Linked DNA regions of Mus musculus: region 2 is linked to region 1. A link is a contact called in ENCODE Hi-C or POLR2A ChIA-PET data. All regions are on one chromosome and are shown on one strand. Each heading gives the region's core, a stretch centred on a gene start or an enhancer-like site at or near the end of the contact. The rest is flanking DNA. Distances are from core to core; before and after follow the strand shown. Region 1 holds the start of Matn4 (matrilin 4). Region 2 holds the start of Sdc4 (syndecan 4).

Region 1 (7,294 bases), core at 2,966-5,465:
CAGACAGTCTCAAGCAAGCCACATGGTATGCTATACTGAAATCAACCAATCAACCCACCCTCTCTCTTTCCTTCTCTCTCCCGATCCATTTTTCTTTCCTTTCCCCACTCACTCCCTCCTAGGCTGACCTAGATAAGAGTTCAGAGTTCTTTTATCTAAGCACTGGAATTACACATGGGAACCACCATCTTTGGCTGATGCAACTTCCTTAAGGTCATTTTTAATTTGCCCCGGATTTGGCACCTGGCTGCAGCTTTTGTCTGTTCTGAGTCCCCCACTGTCATCTTCAAATCTGATATCTATCTCTTACCTGTGTCCTGTCTGAAATCTCTGTGTGCCTTTTCTCTTAGTCTAGGCCAGCCACTCCACCCAGACTCCTCCCTTCTTTCTACCCAGACTCCACCTCTCACCCCCTCCTCCACACTTGCACCCTCCGCCCATTTTTGCAGCTCTGGGTTCGAATTGCACCCTTCCACCTCGCCCCTCTCACGGTCTGTGTTTTTCAGCGACTGCTTCTTCTGCGAGGGCTTGGAGATCACCTTGATGAGGCGACTGTGGAAAGTGCCCAGCTCCTGGCCCCCTCGCAGCACCAGTCGCAGCACCAGCCGGAAGTGCTTCCTCTTATCGGCGTCCGAGATGTACAGGGTCTTGGCACAACCAAATTCCTACGGGGCTCAAGGGGATGCGGCAGGCCTTATCTCAACTTTGCCAGCGGAAGAGCCAACCTTCCGCAGTTATGACATCCTTACCATTAGGACAAGAAACCGTACTAATCTAGGGACTAGGTCAGAACCCACCCTCTGGCCTCCCCAGTTGCCTTTTGGCTTCTGGAGGGGACTTGGGGAGTCTACAGTTTTGCCTCCTCTACAAAAAGAAAAAAAAAAGAGGCAACGCCAGGAGCAGGAATCTGATGCTCTCTAGTGCAGCCTCACCCTGGAGTCCGGCTGCTCTTCAAAGTTCAACTTCTGGGTCTCGGGAGCGCTGCCGGACGCACCGTCCAGTCCCATGTAACCGCAGACGGTGGGCCCGGTCTCCGCAGATTGGAGGGCTGAAAAAGGACGGGAATTAAACCCTGGAAGTCTGGGGGAAGCTCAGGTGCGGGTCAAACTTAGTTCTTGCCGCCAGAGGGCGCAGCGAGACTGCGCCTGCAACCGTCTGGGCTCCCGGGCCCTGCTGAGGCAGTTGGTCCTTCCTGCAGAACCGAGCAACAGCCCGTCAGGGCACTCTCACCTTGGTCTTGCATTGGCTTCACCCTCCAGCCAGGACCCGCGAGGTAGACACAGGGTGGAGGACAGAAGAACCTGGGAACACATAACATCATTTTCACTGTCTTAAAAGTGTCTCAAGGTGGCATAAATTTTTAAAGAATCATGATTTAGTGTCCCCTCTCCCAGAGTGAAACCGTTAATGCATTATTAGACCTCATCAGTAAGTCCTGCCCGCTCCATCTTCAAAACACATCTGGAATCCGTTAGATTCCTACCAACTTCACCTTGGTCCTAACCACTATCCCTTGCCTTCCCAACTCAGCCTTCCATCTGTCTCTCCCTTGCTACAGATGCCTCTTTTAGTTTGTTTTTCACACAGCAACTAGATTACTTTAAAAAATTTATTTATGGATATGAGAGCTCTATTTGCATGTATGCCTGCATGGCAGAAGAGACCATCTGACAGAAGAGAACATCAGATCCCATTACAGATGGTTGTGAGCCAGCAAGTAGTTGCGAGGAATTGAACTCAGGTCCTCTGGAAGAGCAGCCACCAGTGCTCTTAACCCTGAGTAGTCTCTCCAGCCCCAGATTAGTTCTTAAGTAACAGGTGGCTCAGTGGATAAAAGGCTTGCTGAGGCAAGCATGATAACTTGACTTCAATGCCCAGAACCCATCAAAAGGAGGAAGAGAACCAACTGTACACCTAACTGCACACATTATCCTCTTACCTCCACAGGAATCGTGGCATCTATACATCCACACAGCACCAGTATCACCACCAGCACCAGAACCACCACCAACATCAACAACAAAAATAACAGTCAAGGGGTAGGAGAGACGGCTCAGCAGTTAAGAGCCCTGGCTGCTCTTCCAGAGGTTCTGAGTTCAACTCCCAGCAACCACATGGTGGCTCACAACCATCTGTAATGGGATCCAATGCCCTCTTCTAGTGTACAGGCATGCATGTAGACAAAATACACACACATATATAAAATACATAAATAATCTGGAAAGAAGTAACAGTTAAATTAAGTTGGGTGTGGTGGCTCACGTTTGTAATCCTAAACCCAGTACGGAAGGGATGGGGCCTCTGAGGCAGGAGGATTGGTATAGGTTCCGCCTGAGCTAGAGTTAGAGTCTGTCTTATCCCCCCCAAAATATAACAAAATAAACGATATTATTAATAATAATGAAAATGAATCAAATTGTGATGTCCTCTTATCAACATCCCTTGTGGTTTAAAATCCCAAATCCTCACATGACCTGGACACTGCTTCTCCTGTCATCTTCTCTAACGTCCCCCTCTTCTGACCAGTCTCCCCCTTTCATCCTCTTACAGTACTGAGTATATAGCCTTGAGGTCCTTGCGTTTTCTATTGCTTCCAGTTAGAATGCTTCCTGGAGTTTTCCCATGCCTGGCTCTATCTCAGCACTGGTACATCAGCTCCAATGTCACTTCTTAAAGAGCCCTTTGACCTCCTTGACCTTTCAAGCTAAGGTATCCCCTTTGGTCTACTATGTGACTCCACTCTGTTTTTCTCTGGCTCTCATCACAATCTGAAATACCTTGTTTGCTGGCTTGTGGGGAGGTGACTGCATGTCCCCTACCAGAATGGAGATGCCATGGAAGTAGAGGCTGTATCTGCCTGGTCCAGCTGGAGGCTTAGTGCCCAGCAGTGACCCTGGTGCGTGACATGTAGTACGCAGCAGAATGAATGGATACTGGTCGGGGATGTGGGGATCTGACAGCCACTGTCAAGTTCTGCTCTAGATCCCAGTAGGCAGCTGTTGTTGGCTGGGGAACAGGACCCTGGCTGAACAATGGCTGAGGTGTCAGCCTTGAGGCCTCCAAGATGTCAAAGAAGCTAAATGGTGGTGGGTTTGGAGGGAGGCATAGGGCTGAAGGCTGTGGAGACCTGGGTCGGGGTAGGGAGCCACCTACCGCTTCTCATTTCCATAGGATTTCTGAGCCACCTTGGCATGCAGGATCCACACAGTCTGCTCACATCTTTGCTGCAGGCATGTGCGCACACCTTCTCTTAGGATGATGGCATGCTCTGGGGGTGACCTAGGAATGGGGGTTGGGCCCACGGGGCCACAGGAAGGAGAGTCAAGGGTTGAGTTGGCACAAAGCCCACCCCTGAAGCTGAGTGAGCTGAAGTTGGAGATGGGGTTGATTTATGTCCTCCAAGGGATCTGGGGGAAGAAGGACTTGGGAAATGAGCTAAATATTTGTGTTCCAAGAACCCTGCACAGACCTCACCAGGATCACCCAGGTGCTACACTGTGTGGGTGGCTTCCCGGCTGTTGTAGTCTGGGGCCAAGTGGAATAGCTGTGTTTAAAACCCTACATTTGGTTCTCAGATGGAGGTGGGCTTTGTGGAAATAGTAATTAAGCTTTCAACTCATAAGGGGAAACAGCCTTTGCCAGCTCCAGGTCCGGAGCACAACCTCAATTCGAGCAGGCACATGCACCGGTGAAAATGTGACCAAGGCTCCAAACTGCATTACCAGGATTGGGGTGGGGGGGAGGCGGCGGATCTGAGTCTTTCTGATGCCCAAACAACACCCTTGGCTTAATGCTACGGGGGTTTTCTTTTCTTTGAGTGTAGCACGGGTCAGCTCTCTGGGGTCTGTTGCTTATCAGTCCGAGAGTTTGACAAATGAGGATGGGTTCTCTCAAAGCCTGCGCAATTAAAAGGAGCACATGAAAAAGAGTCTGTGGTGAGTCTTTATTTGGGAAATGAGCAAGTTGGGCCCTGAAGAGAGCTGGGAACTCCAAGGCTGTCCTTTTGAGTCCTTTTACCTTTACGGCAGGACCAAGTCTCGGCCTTTCATCACTCCAGGAAGGGACAGAGGAGGGCAAGAGTCGGGCGCGTCCTTGGAAGCCCAGGCAGGCCAGGCAGGCGGCGGTCAGGACCGCTCCGCCTCTTGGGGCTCTCCTCTGGGAAGTGTCTCGTGTAGGATTCCAGAGCATTCCGGCTGCCCGGAGTGTCGCCGCCCGACTCCAGCTGTAGCCCAATTCCGGCCCGCAGCTCGCGCCTGCAGCTCCCAGAGCAGCAGGAAAAAGGGGCGCCGTGCTTGCTGGGGCCCGAGTGTTGAGAGGAAGGGGGAGAACGCTCCTGCCAGTGGGAGGGGTCGCAGCCCGCGCTCCCCCTCCCCACCCTCCCGCTCCAGGTTAAATGCAGCTGCCGCTTGGGCTCGCCCTGGCTGTCTGGCATTCCCCACTTAGGGCAACCTGCCCACGCCGCCGCCGTTACCTGGTCCAACTCCCCAGGAGGCTGGGCCCGTCGCTCTGTAGCCGCACCTCTGAGCTGTCCGGCAGGCTCAGGTGAGTCAAAGGGCCCGGGGGCAACGAGGGGTCTGCAGGGAAGCCAGCGTAAAACCCGTAGGGGGACAAGTCTTAACAGCCTACGTGTCCACGTCTAACCTGCAGTACCTTTTCCGATCCCCCTCTGGCAAGGCCAACAAAATGCAGGTCCTCCTTCCCTAATCTCCCTCCACGCCTGGCACCTTCCCAAAGTGTCCTTTCCGGATTAGCTCTTGAACTCAGACCTCTTTGGAGCGCACTTTCCTTGGGAATGCACTTTCCCTATCCTAAGGGCGTCCGAGAAATTTCCTCTTCAATGCAAGGATCCTTATCAGGAGACCTGGGCTCACTCTAATGGGCCACTACTTCAAAGCAAGCCTTTGAACGATGATGACTCTCTTTGCCCTCCCTAGACCGCCCCCCCCCCCCCCGTGGAACAGCGGATTTGGAAAGCTGAAATTGAGAGGGCAGCTGTTTTGACTTTCTAAGAGTCCTGAGGTGCAAGCGACATCAAGTGCGTGTTGACTTAAGCCAAGAGGAGCTTAAGGGAGCCCTTAGTCAAGAGCCAACCCTGAGTTTCAAAGGCCCGGTGGAGCTATACTCAGATGTTTGCCCTGGGGTGCTGGCTCCGCTCTGGCCCACTCTAGAAAAGGCTTGCCTTTCCTCCTACCTCCACCATCAAGCCACTGGCACATCTAGCTAGCTTGTCACCTTACCACCACAGACCCTGCCAGAAGGATTTTTGTTCTTCTACCCTCGCTGGAAAGCCAGAAGGGAGAAGAATCTCGGATAGGAAGCTGGTCTGGAGTCAGAGCCACGCACCGGCCTTGCTCAGAATGGGCTCATTCAAGGAACTGGGGGGTTGAGGGAGGGGCAGCCGTGGGTTAAGGGGCGATGGCCTGCTCTGCCAAGAAACCACAGAAAAATGGATAGAGCAGGCTCAGTGTGCCGTGTGGGGGTGGGGTGGGGAACGGAAGAAAGGCTTAGTGATTCTTAGGTGCAAGGGAACCAGGCTTCTCTGGAGGAAGAGACAGGGGTGGGGTGTAGGGGGGTGAGAGCTAGGTTTAGTTCTGTGCCTGGAGCCCAGCTGGGTAGTCTTATTGGGCAGCACATTTTCCATCCGTACAGTGTGTGTGTTCCCTTAGTGGTTCTCAAGGGACCTAGTTAGGCTACACAGGAAGGAGAGGGCTCACCTGTTGTCTCCCTGGGGTCCATGGCTGCTCATCGAGGCCCAGGCCGCTCTCTTGCTGCCCTCTGGGCACATCTACCGCCACTGACTTCGATACCGTTCACACATCTAAGCCCCGATCCGATCCTCACACTGGATTTATCCTGTCCAAGCCTTATCTTCAAGGTCCCGGGACTCCCAGCGGCCTGTTTGCTCTGGGCAGGGACACCTGCTGGGCAGATGTAGGCTTCCCACGGCAGTAGAAGCCAGACCCAGCAGGCGCCCCCTGGCGGCCTCTCCTAAGAGCAGGCGAGAAACAGACACCGAGGCGTGTCTTGTGCAGGACTCCACTCTCTGGCCTACCACTAAGAACCCAGACCCCAAGAGCTGCTCTTTGGCGTGTGGCACGGGTTTGGGGGAATATGGGGAATGATTTCTGTCCGCAGAAGAAGAGAGTGTGGAGCACCTTAGCTGACTCACACACCAGATAGACAGGACTCTATCTCGGCCGCAGCCACTTTCCTGCTATAAGGCGTTGGGTAGCAGCATTTAATTTCTTAAAGCCTATTTCTGAATAGGGAGAACCGAACCAAAACAGCCTTAAATGTCGGAACTACAAAGAGGGTCAATGCCACAACGGAAAAGCACATTTAGCACTATATCTGGTATTTAGGAAGGGGTTCTTTCGGGGACTGGCAAGATGGCTCAGTGGGTAAAGGTGCTTGCTGTCGGGACTGACCACCGGAGTTCAGTCCTGTTTAATTCTGGGACACACACAGAGGAAGGAGAAAACGGACTTCAGCGAATTGCCCCCTGACCTCCACACGTGTGTGCCATAGTGTGTGAGCACACACCATATACATGTATATATATGTAACACACACACACATATATGGTGTGTATGCTATATAATATATATGATGTGTATGATCTGTAATATATATCATATATATGGTGTGTGTGTATATATATATATACACACATATGTATATAATTTTTTAATACAAGCGTTTATCTCCTTTTGAGTTTTATGTATTTTTATCTACTTCTTATTAACTTAGTGCCCTGTAGTTCTGTAAAATGCCATTTTTTACAAAGGCTCCTCTGTGAGTTTCAGCAATCCCAGTGTGGTGACATCAAAAAATTATCATGAGCCTTTTTGTTTTGTTTTGAGAAAGAATCTCACTATGTAGCCCTGGGTGGCCTGGAACTCACTATGAAGAACAGACTGGTCCTCAAACTCCCAGAGATCTGCCTGCCTTTGCCTCCCGAGTGTGCAGCTATGCCTGGCAAAACATTTTGAACATACGCAAAGCCAGAGTGTTCATCCCCTGCAATAAAAGCACCGTCAAAACTGTTGCTTTGCGACCTTCTTTTCTAGCTGCAGGCTGTGACACTGTGGTTCGTCATCCTTCCAAGCACCATGAGAGGCCCCTGCTGCTGGCCACTCTCTCTGTTGCTGCTCTTCCTGCAGTCCTGGGAAACTCAGCTCCAGTCTGCAGGTGAGTTGGATCCCAGCCCTCACCATGGGAGGAAGGGAGCAGCAACGTTCTCTATCCACAGTGAGCCAGGGTTGCCAGGAGGGGTTGGCACACTGGTGGAAGG
Region 2 (7,674 bases), core at 4,737-7,236, 38 kb before region 1:
TTCCAACTCAGGGATAGAAAATAAGGAATCGGTAGCAGAAACCAGCACAGCTAAGTATATGGTATGCGCCTGTCCTCCACCCTTCTTCTCCTCATTGCCCCGGGAGGTGAGGAACAAACTAACTTGCAAACTTTCCTCCAACCAGCAATTCCAAGAAACCAGCTTCTGACTGTAAGAACTATGTAAGGGACTGATGAGATGGCTCAGTGGGTAAAGTACTTGCTGGGCAAACAGGATGACGAAAGAATTCCATCGAGAAACCCACATGAAGGTAGAAGGAGAGAGCCAAATCCACGTACTTAGCTTCTGACATCACTACACGCAATTGCTACACCTTCATCTCTCTCTCTCTCTCTCACGTGCACGCAAACACACACACACACACACACACTAGTAGTAATGATAATAGTAATAGTAATAAATTGAGATGGGGGAGTGGCTAGAGAGATGGCTCAGTTTTAAGAGCACTGACTGTTCTTCCAGAGGACCTGAGATTAATTCCCAGCAACCACATGGTGGATCATAACCATCTGTAATGGGATCTGACATCCTCACCTACATAAAATAAATAAATTAATCTTAAAAAAATAAATAAATTGAGTGTGGTTTTTTTTTTTTTTTTTTTTTTTTGGTTTTGGTTTTAATTAAAACTAGGTTCTGTGTTGTCCCGCTTTTTCTTTCTTCTTTTCTTTTTGGTTTTCTGGTTTGCTTCTTTTAAACTTTGGCTCCATGTAGGACACTGGGCAACCTTAACCTTAATTTGCTTAAATTGTGTGTGTGTGTGTAGGTCAGAGTTCAACTTCAGCTGTCATTCCCTGGTAGATATTCAGCTTTGTTGCTGACAGAGTCCCACTATGTAGCTCTAGCTGGCCTGGAACACCCAGTGATTTGCTTGCCTCTGACACTTGAGTGCTGAGATGAAAGGAGTTTTCTTTTCTTTTTCTATTTTGCTTTTTTTTCTTTTTGAGTCAGGGTCTTTCTTTGGTCTGGAATTGGATGAGTGGCTGGCAACAAACCTTAGGTAATCTCCCTATGTCTGCCTCCCCAGAGCAGTGTTACTACTGAAGCTGGCCACGCCTCAATTATGTATACTTACTTGTTGCTCCCAACCCAAGAAGTCCAGGTTCAAATCCCATAAACCCAGGGATGACTGCAGGGAAACACAGTTGCATCCTTTTAAGAGATTCTCAGAATCTGAAAAGGAGACAATGAAGTCCAGAGTTCCAGGTGTTTGGGACAGTCTTGCCAGCCAAGAACTTTTGCTAACTATGAACTGGCCATTACAACTTCTTTTGGTAGTATTCCCGCCCCCCCCCCAATTACTATTATTTTAAAGGTTACATTTTTAAGTTAGTAGCTAACATTTCTCATTAGATGTTCAAATAGTTGCAAAAATCAGTTTCCCAGTTTATTATACATCACACACTTACAAATGTTTACATTGTTCCTTTATTTGTATCTAGTTGAATCTTAAAACAATAACATAGAAAAGAAAAGAAAGGAACAGGGGCCTCAGCAGTTAAGATCACTGCTTGATGTTGCTGAGGACCTAGGTTGGGTTCCCAGGACCTATATGATGGTTCCCAACCATCTATAACTATAGTTCCAAGGGATTAGATGCCCCTTTCTGCTTCCTCAGGTACCATATATATGCACGCAGGAAAAACACTTGCACAAATAAACAAAATCAAACAAATCTTTAAGAAGATACACGAATAAACAAAGTTTGAGTTATTGTCTTTTCTTATACTTAATTTCTTTTTTGTTTGTTTGGCTTTGTTTTTGTTTTTCGAGACAGGGTTTCTCTGTATAGCCCTGGCTGTCTTGGAACTCACTTTGTAGACCAGGCTGGCCAAGAATTTAGAAATCCGCCTGCCTCTGCCTCCTGAGAGCTGGGATTAAAGGCATGTGCCACACTCTACATGCTGCCACAGAATTTCCTTATAATGTATTGTTTACATGAGACTTATTGATGACTTTTCAATGTGCTTGTGTGTGTGTGTATTCACATGTATGTATGTTCACCACATGAATACTCCATCTCTCCAGCTTCTCTGTATGTTGCCTGAAACAGTTTTAACATATAGGCCAGGCTGGTCTCACACTTGACATCCTTCTGCCTCAGTGCTGAATTACAGGAACCCACTGCCATGCATATTATTTTACTTTCTAGAGCATGAGACCAGGTATTAAATGTTCTGTCATTACTACTCTTGTTAGAATACAACTGATCAAAATGTTCTCATATTACAACTTTTTTAAGTCTCAATAATTTAAGCAGCTTTCTTTTTTTTTTTTTTAAAGATTTATTTATTGTTATATGTAAGTACACCGTAGCTGTCTTCAGACACTCCAAAAGAGGGCATCAGATCTCATTACGGATGGTTGTGAGCCACCATGTCGTTGCTGGGATTTGAACTCAGGACCTTCAGAAGAGCAGTTGGTGCTCTTAACCGCTGAGCCATCTCGCCAGCCCCCGCAGCTTTCTTTTTTTAAAAAAATGTATTTATTATATGTAAGTACACTGTAGTTGTCTTCAGACACACCAGAAGAGGACGTCAGATCTCATTATGGATGGTTGGGAGCCACCATGTAGTTGCTGGAATTTGAACTCAGGACCTTCGGAAGAGCAGTCAGTGCTTTTAACTGCCGAGCCATCTCTCCAGCCCCTTAAGCAGCTTTCTTAAGGTAGAACCAGCAAAATAAAGCACGAGAGGTTTACAATGTGCACTTGGACATATACAGTCATGAGCTGAGGTTGTAGCTCAGTGGCAGAGCACTTGCCTAGCGTGCATGAAGCCCTGGGTTTGATCTGAAGCATGGCAAAAGCAAAACTAAAATAAATAATGATACAGGCCAAAAAACCAGGTCTAACAAGTTTGATCAGCATTTACTAAGCAGAAAAAAAATGAACTTTGGTTGGGAATGTCTGTCTTACTGCTGAGTGGGGCATTTTCTTCCCTCCTAACTTCATCATTTAAGCCTGGATGAACACTGCTTACACTAAAATGGGATAGATTCTAGCTACAACTTTATCCCTATTTTTCATTTCATTTTGATGTTTCCCAGACGTCAGCATCAGGAAATACTTCAGAAGAATCAAATCTGGGAGCTCTGGGAGCTATTTGTTAATCCTAACTACTAGTATAAGTTAAATTACATAAACTTGTGTGTGTGTGTGTGTGTGTGTGTGTTTGTGTGTGTGTGTTTTGAAAAGGAGGGTTGGCAGGATGGCAGAGTGGGTAAACATGTTTGCCATCCTCTCATGACCTGAGATCAATACTTGGGACCCAAATAATAGAGAGAACAAACCTCTGCTGGTTGCTCCATATGTGGGCTGTGCCATGTGCAGCGACCCCTCCAAAAATAATCTTTAAAAAAAAGAGAAAGGCTAGCCGGGTGATGGCACACACACCTTTAGTCTCAGCACTCTGGAGGCAGAGGCAGGCAAATCTCTGAGTTTGGGGCCAGTCTGGTCTACAAGTGAATTCCAGGACAGCTAGGATTACACAGAGAAACCCTGATTTGGAAAAACAAAAGCAAACAAACCAACTGGCTGGCAGTGCATCTCAGTGCTTGCTTAGTTTGTGTGCCTTTGGGTCAATCATCTGTATCAAATAAGTAAATAGTTCTGGGTCTGCGACCTTCAGAAACTCATCACTGACTACTGATACATTTTCACAAAGAAGAGATAGGTAGCTAGTGATGCCAGGTCTACACCCCAGACTCCACTATTCCCAAATGTAGCAACTAGGCACATTAGTCAGGGGTTTTAAAATAACATCCTGTTTTTTAAAAGGTATATCTTCCAGGTGTTCATGCTATCTCCAGCAAAAACAAGCTTTTGTTTACAGAAGCAGAAATGCTGCTTGACCTTGTGAGCCATTATCTTGCATAAACAACCCTTTTGTTAAAGTTGTACAAGCCCGGGCAATTACAGAAACAACCCTTAGCGGCCCTTAACATTCAGAGGTCCAGTTTTGCTTTATAGTTCTCTTAAGCACAACAATATTTAAACTTTGAAATAACATAAGGTCAGCCATCAACAAAATGTTATCCACCAACATAATGTTAGCCATCAATATAAAACATAAGCTATATCTTCATTATTTATGTTCTTGAGATTGTTTACACCAACCTGGCCTGGCCTAGGCTTGTTTACCAGCTACTTGGGACACTGAGGTAGGGTGGGATGAGTTTAAGGCCATCCTGGGCCAACTTAGCCAAATCCATGGAAAGACTGGAAACCATTTGAATTGCGAAACGTTTTCTTTCTATTATTTATTTACTTATTTCTTTACTTTTGAGACAGGTTCTCTCTTATTGCATAGCTCTGGTTGGCCTGGAACCTGAACTATAGAACAAGTTGTCCTCAGCCTCAGAGATCTGGCTGCCTCTCCTATAAAACCATGCCTAATAAGAAAGGATTTCTCCTTGTCATCCTCCTTCCTTTGAGACAGGGTCTCTCTACATAGCCCTGACTCATTGTGTAGACCAGGCTGGTCTTGAATTCAGAAATCTACTGGCACATGTCACCACACCCGGCTTATGAGAAAGAGTTTCTTATTCTAGTTAGAGTGATTCATTTATTTTCTCAGTGCCCAACTTTTAGGGAAGTATATTCAAATAATTGAGAACAATTGCTCACCGTTAAGTCTGGGGCAAGATAAACCCACGGTCAGTATTGGAAAACTGTTTTTCTCTCAAAGCTCTCTGCCACAAGAGACTTTAATTCTCAGAAAATAATTAAGGGCTAGAATAAGGAAAGCCAAGGAATAGAACAGGACAGAGTATGCCCTGCCTGTATTCTTATGGAGGAGGTAGTGCTGAGCTGGGACATAGTGAGTTAGGGTTAGTTTAGGCAATTCAAAGAGGAACAGGGGCGAGGGGTCATATTTACCTTGGAAAGTATGTGAATTCAGAATATCCTAAGACAGGCCAAAATGCCCTAATTCCAAAACCACATTATGTATGCACAAATGTACCCTTAGAACAATGTATCGGTATGTCAAAGATCAAAAGTTTTGATTGATGGTTCTAGCATGCCCCTCCCCCTACTTTTTTAAAGACAGGGTTTCACACTGACACCAGCTGGCTCATTTTAAACTCCGACTGTCCCCTTGCCTCAGTATCTCAAATGCCAGGATGACAGCCCTTCCCTATCACGTGTGTGTGTGTGTGTGTGTCCTTCAGTTTTTCGATTATTGATTCCATCAGTATCTGTGCTGAGGGTGGGACTAAAGAATCTTACCATTACCTACTTTGTTAGGATGGTGTTAGAAGCAACATTCTTGGATCCGGTGTAGAAGCCGCCTTGAGAAATAAGAGAGTCAATTGAGAGGACAAGTCAAAAGAGTAAGACTATTTCGTGACACGTGAGTATTACACACAATTCACACTTCAGTTGATAAATCACACTGTTTAGTGCACAGGCAGGCTCGTTCCTTTGTCTTTCCAGCTGCTTCTGCGCTGGCGCCCTGGGGTTGGAATAATTTCGACAGCAGGCCTGGAAAAACTTGAACCATTTCGTCGTTGTCGGTTCAGAGTTGCTAATCAAAAACTATCCGAATTCAAGCGCCACTTGGGGAATACTCCCTGACAAAGCGGAGCGCATCCGCTTTGAAGACTGGTAAAAACAGCAGACCCCTAGTCAATCCTACCCCGTTTATGGGCCTCAGTTTCCCCAGCTATAAATTGGGGGCTAAGCAGTGATCCTCGGATTTTAGGCAGACTGCCTCGCAGTAGATCGGTTAACTATCATGGGCTGCAGCTCCTGGAGCTACAGATTGAGGTCAGTTTGGAGCCGGCAGGCACGCTGTGGGCGGGTCCCCGGGCGGGTTGGGTCCCACCCCAGTGGTTTCCAGCTTGCCCAGCGCAGCACCCCGCAGGCCTAAGCTTTCCCGGGGGAATTCCGGGCGGTGCGGGCGAGCACTGGGGGCGGGGCAGGGCTGCTGCCTATAAGAAGGGCTGCGCGCCCGCTCCGGGCCACTGGTTTGCGCTGTTGAAGCCATGGCGCCTGCCTGCCTGCTTGCGCCGCTGCTGCTGCTGCTCCTCGGAGGCTTCCCCTTGGTCCCCGGAGAGTCGGTATGTATTTGAAGGATGTCTTGGAGGGGGGAGAATTGGGGGGTGCCTTCTTTGTCCCCTCAAATCCCGGGATCCGGAGGGAGTAGGGTGCATCGCGAACTGTGCTCCCTCCCCCCAACCCCCTCTGGACGCCGAGACAGGGAAAACTTTGTGAGGAAACTTTGCTCTTGGGTCTCGAGAAGGCTGCCGGAGACTCTTCCACGCGCCGTGCACCCCTAGCCTGTTGCTCTGAGCTCTGGACTCAGCCTGGCCTCTGGGCTCCCGGGTGGGACGTGACTAAGTTGGTGTCAACTTTTCTCCTCCCACACCCTCACCCCTACTTTGTGATCCCAGTGCTGGCGCTGCGCGCGGAGTGGCCCTCTGGGTGTCCATAGCAGGAGGCTCGAATCTGAGATGGTCTGGGGACGGGGTGGGCAGCTTGTATTCGGGAGCTGGAACACTTTAGGGCTGTGCGGAGGACCCCGTTTCACAAACCCTGGGGAATGGAGAAGACTGAATCCTGGCCTTCGTTCTGGCCACAGTCTTGGTACGACTGACTTAAGGGGCAAGATCACCTCCTTCTAAGGTCACCTGACCTATCTACAGAACATATCATGAGGTGACCCTTCCTGCTTTAGGCTGTCCAAAAAGTAGGGTTCCTTATTTTTCCAGAGCGGACTTAAAGGATAACTTTCCGATCAGCTCCAGGCTAGAGATTGAGCTTCAACTGTTTTGTGGGAAGTGTTTTGGTTGAAACCGCACACGGGGAAATTGAGGCACCCACCTGAGTGCGGAGAAGGATCTAGAGGAGAAAAGATCCCAGGGAACCTAAAGAAACCTTTCCTTTTCAGGATCAGAGTCAACAAGGATCTAGGGCCGGATCAGCTCAGTCCTAGCAGGCGTTTAGGAGGCAAGGGAATTTACAGGGCATGACAGTTCCTGGGAGAGGGTGGTCTGACCCATGAGCACGGGCCATTTGTACCGTTAGTCTAAGTTTTAGGGGGAGTGAGACTCTGGAGTTTAATCATTAATGTTCTTTTGAAAGCCACCTTTTCTCTGGGCTTATTTAGGGAATAGTTGATTATGTTCAGGAGGCTCGAGATGAGAGTGTATGCACTCTCTAGCACAATTGCAGTTAGGTACGGAACCCATTGCATGCTGGTTTCTGCTCTGATGGCTTCCTGGTGGCTTTGGAATCGAGCGTGTTTAATTTCAGAAAACCTCCCTGTTTACCATTCTTAAACTAGTCCTCAGGCAGAGGTTAAGTAACCTGCTGAAGGTCACACAGCTACCAACCAGCTGAGTCAGGCAGAAGTTAAGACAGACTTGGAAATGCCTGCTTTTATCTTCTCGTCCCTGTGGCTGCTGTTAGGTCCCGTTTTCCCATAATTCCAGACTGGTCTAACATCTATTGATGCTTGGGATTGGAGAGCCTCAAGGTGTATTGTGAGTGGAATGAACGAGAATATGAGGGAATGGCTTTCCACTAAAGGGAAGGCATCTTTGCAGAAAGGTGGTGACTGAGCGAGCCCAGCGTGCCTTCCTGTTGCATTAACCTTAAATGAGCGGCTGAAGGCTATTCTGAAGTCGAGTCCTTCCTTGTGGACATCT

The links. A loop is a pair of places that touch in the nucleus more often than their neighbours do. ChIA-PET counts read pairs that join two places held with the same protein, here RNA polymerase II (POLR2A).
Region 2: POLR2A ChIA-PET joins it to region 1 with 12 read pairs in embryonic stem cell. The contact joins the promoter of Sdc4 here to the promoter of Matn4 in region 1. A Hi-C loop is called at or near these places in 19 of 37 maps with a recorded cell type or tissue (Patski, adrenal gland, gastrocnemius and 5 more). POLR2A ChIA-PET finds 5 or more read pairs at or near these places in 5 of 5 experiments (Patski and embryonic stem cell).

What each region holds. Positions count from the first base shown.
Region 1 is chr2:164,401,739-164,409,032 of GRCm38, reverse strand. Matn4 (matrilin 4) reads left to right here and starts at 4,215. Exons shown (of 11, transcript NM_013592.4): 1 at 4,215-4,542; 2 at 7,071-7,191. The coding sequence starts at 7,113. It overlaps Rbpjl (recombination signal binding protein for immunoglobulin kappa J region-like), which reads right to left and starts at 5,839. Exons shown (of 12, transcript NM_009036.1): 1 at 5,715-5,839; 2 at 4,472-4,574; 3 at 3,154-3,279; 4 at 1,231-1,301; 5 at 933-1,048; 6 at 491-665. The coding sequence starts at 5,736.
Region 2 is chr2:164,441,500-164,449,173 of GRCm38, reverse strand. Sdc4 (syndecan 4) reads left to right here and starts at 5,986. Exons shown (of 5, transcript NM_011521.2): 1 at 5,986-6,084. The coding sequence starts at 6,010.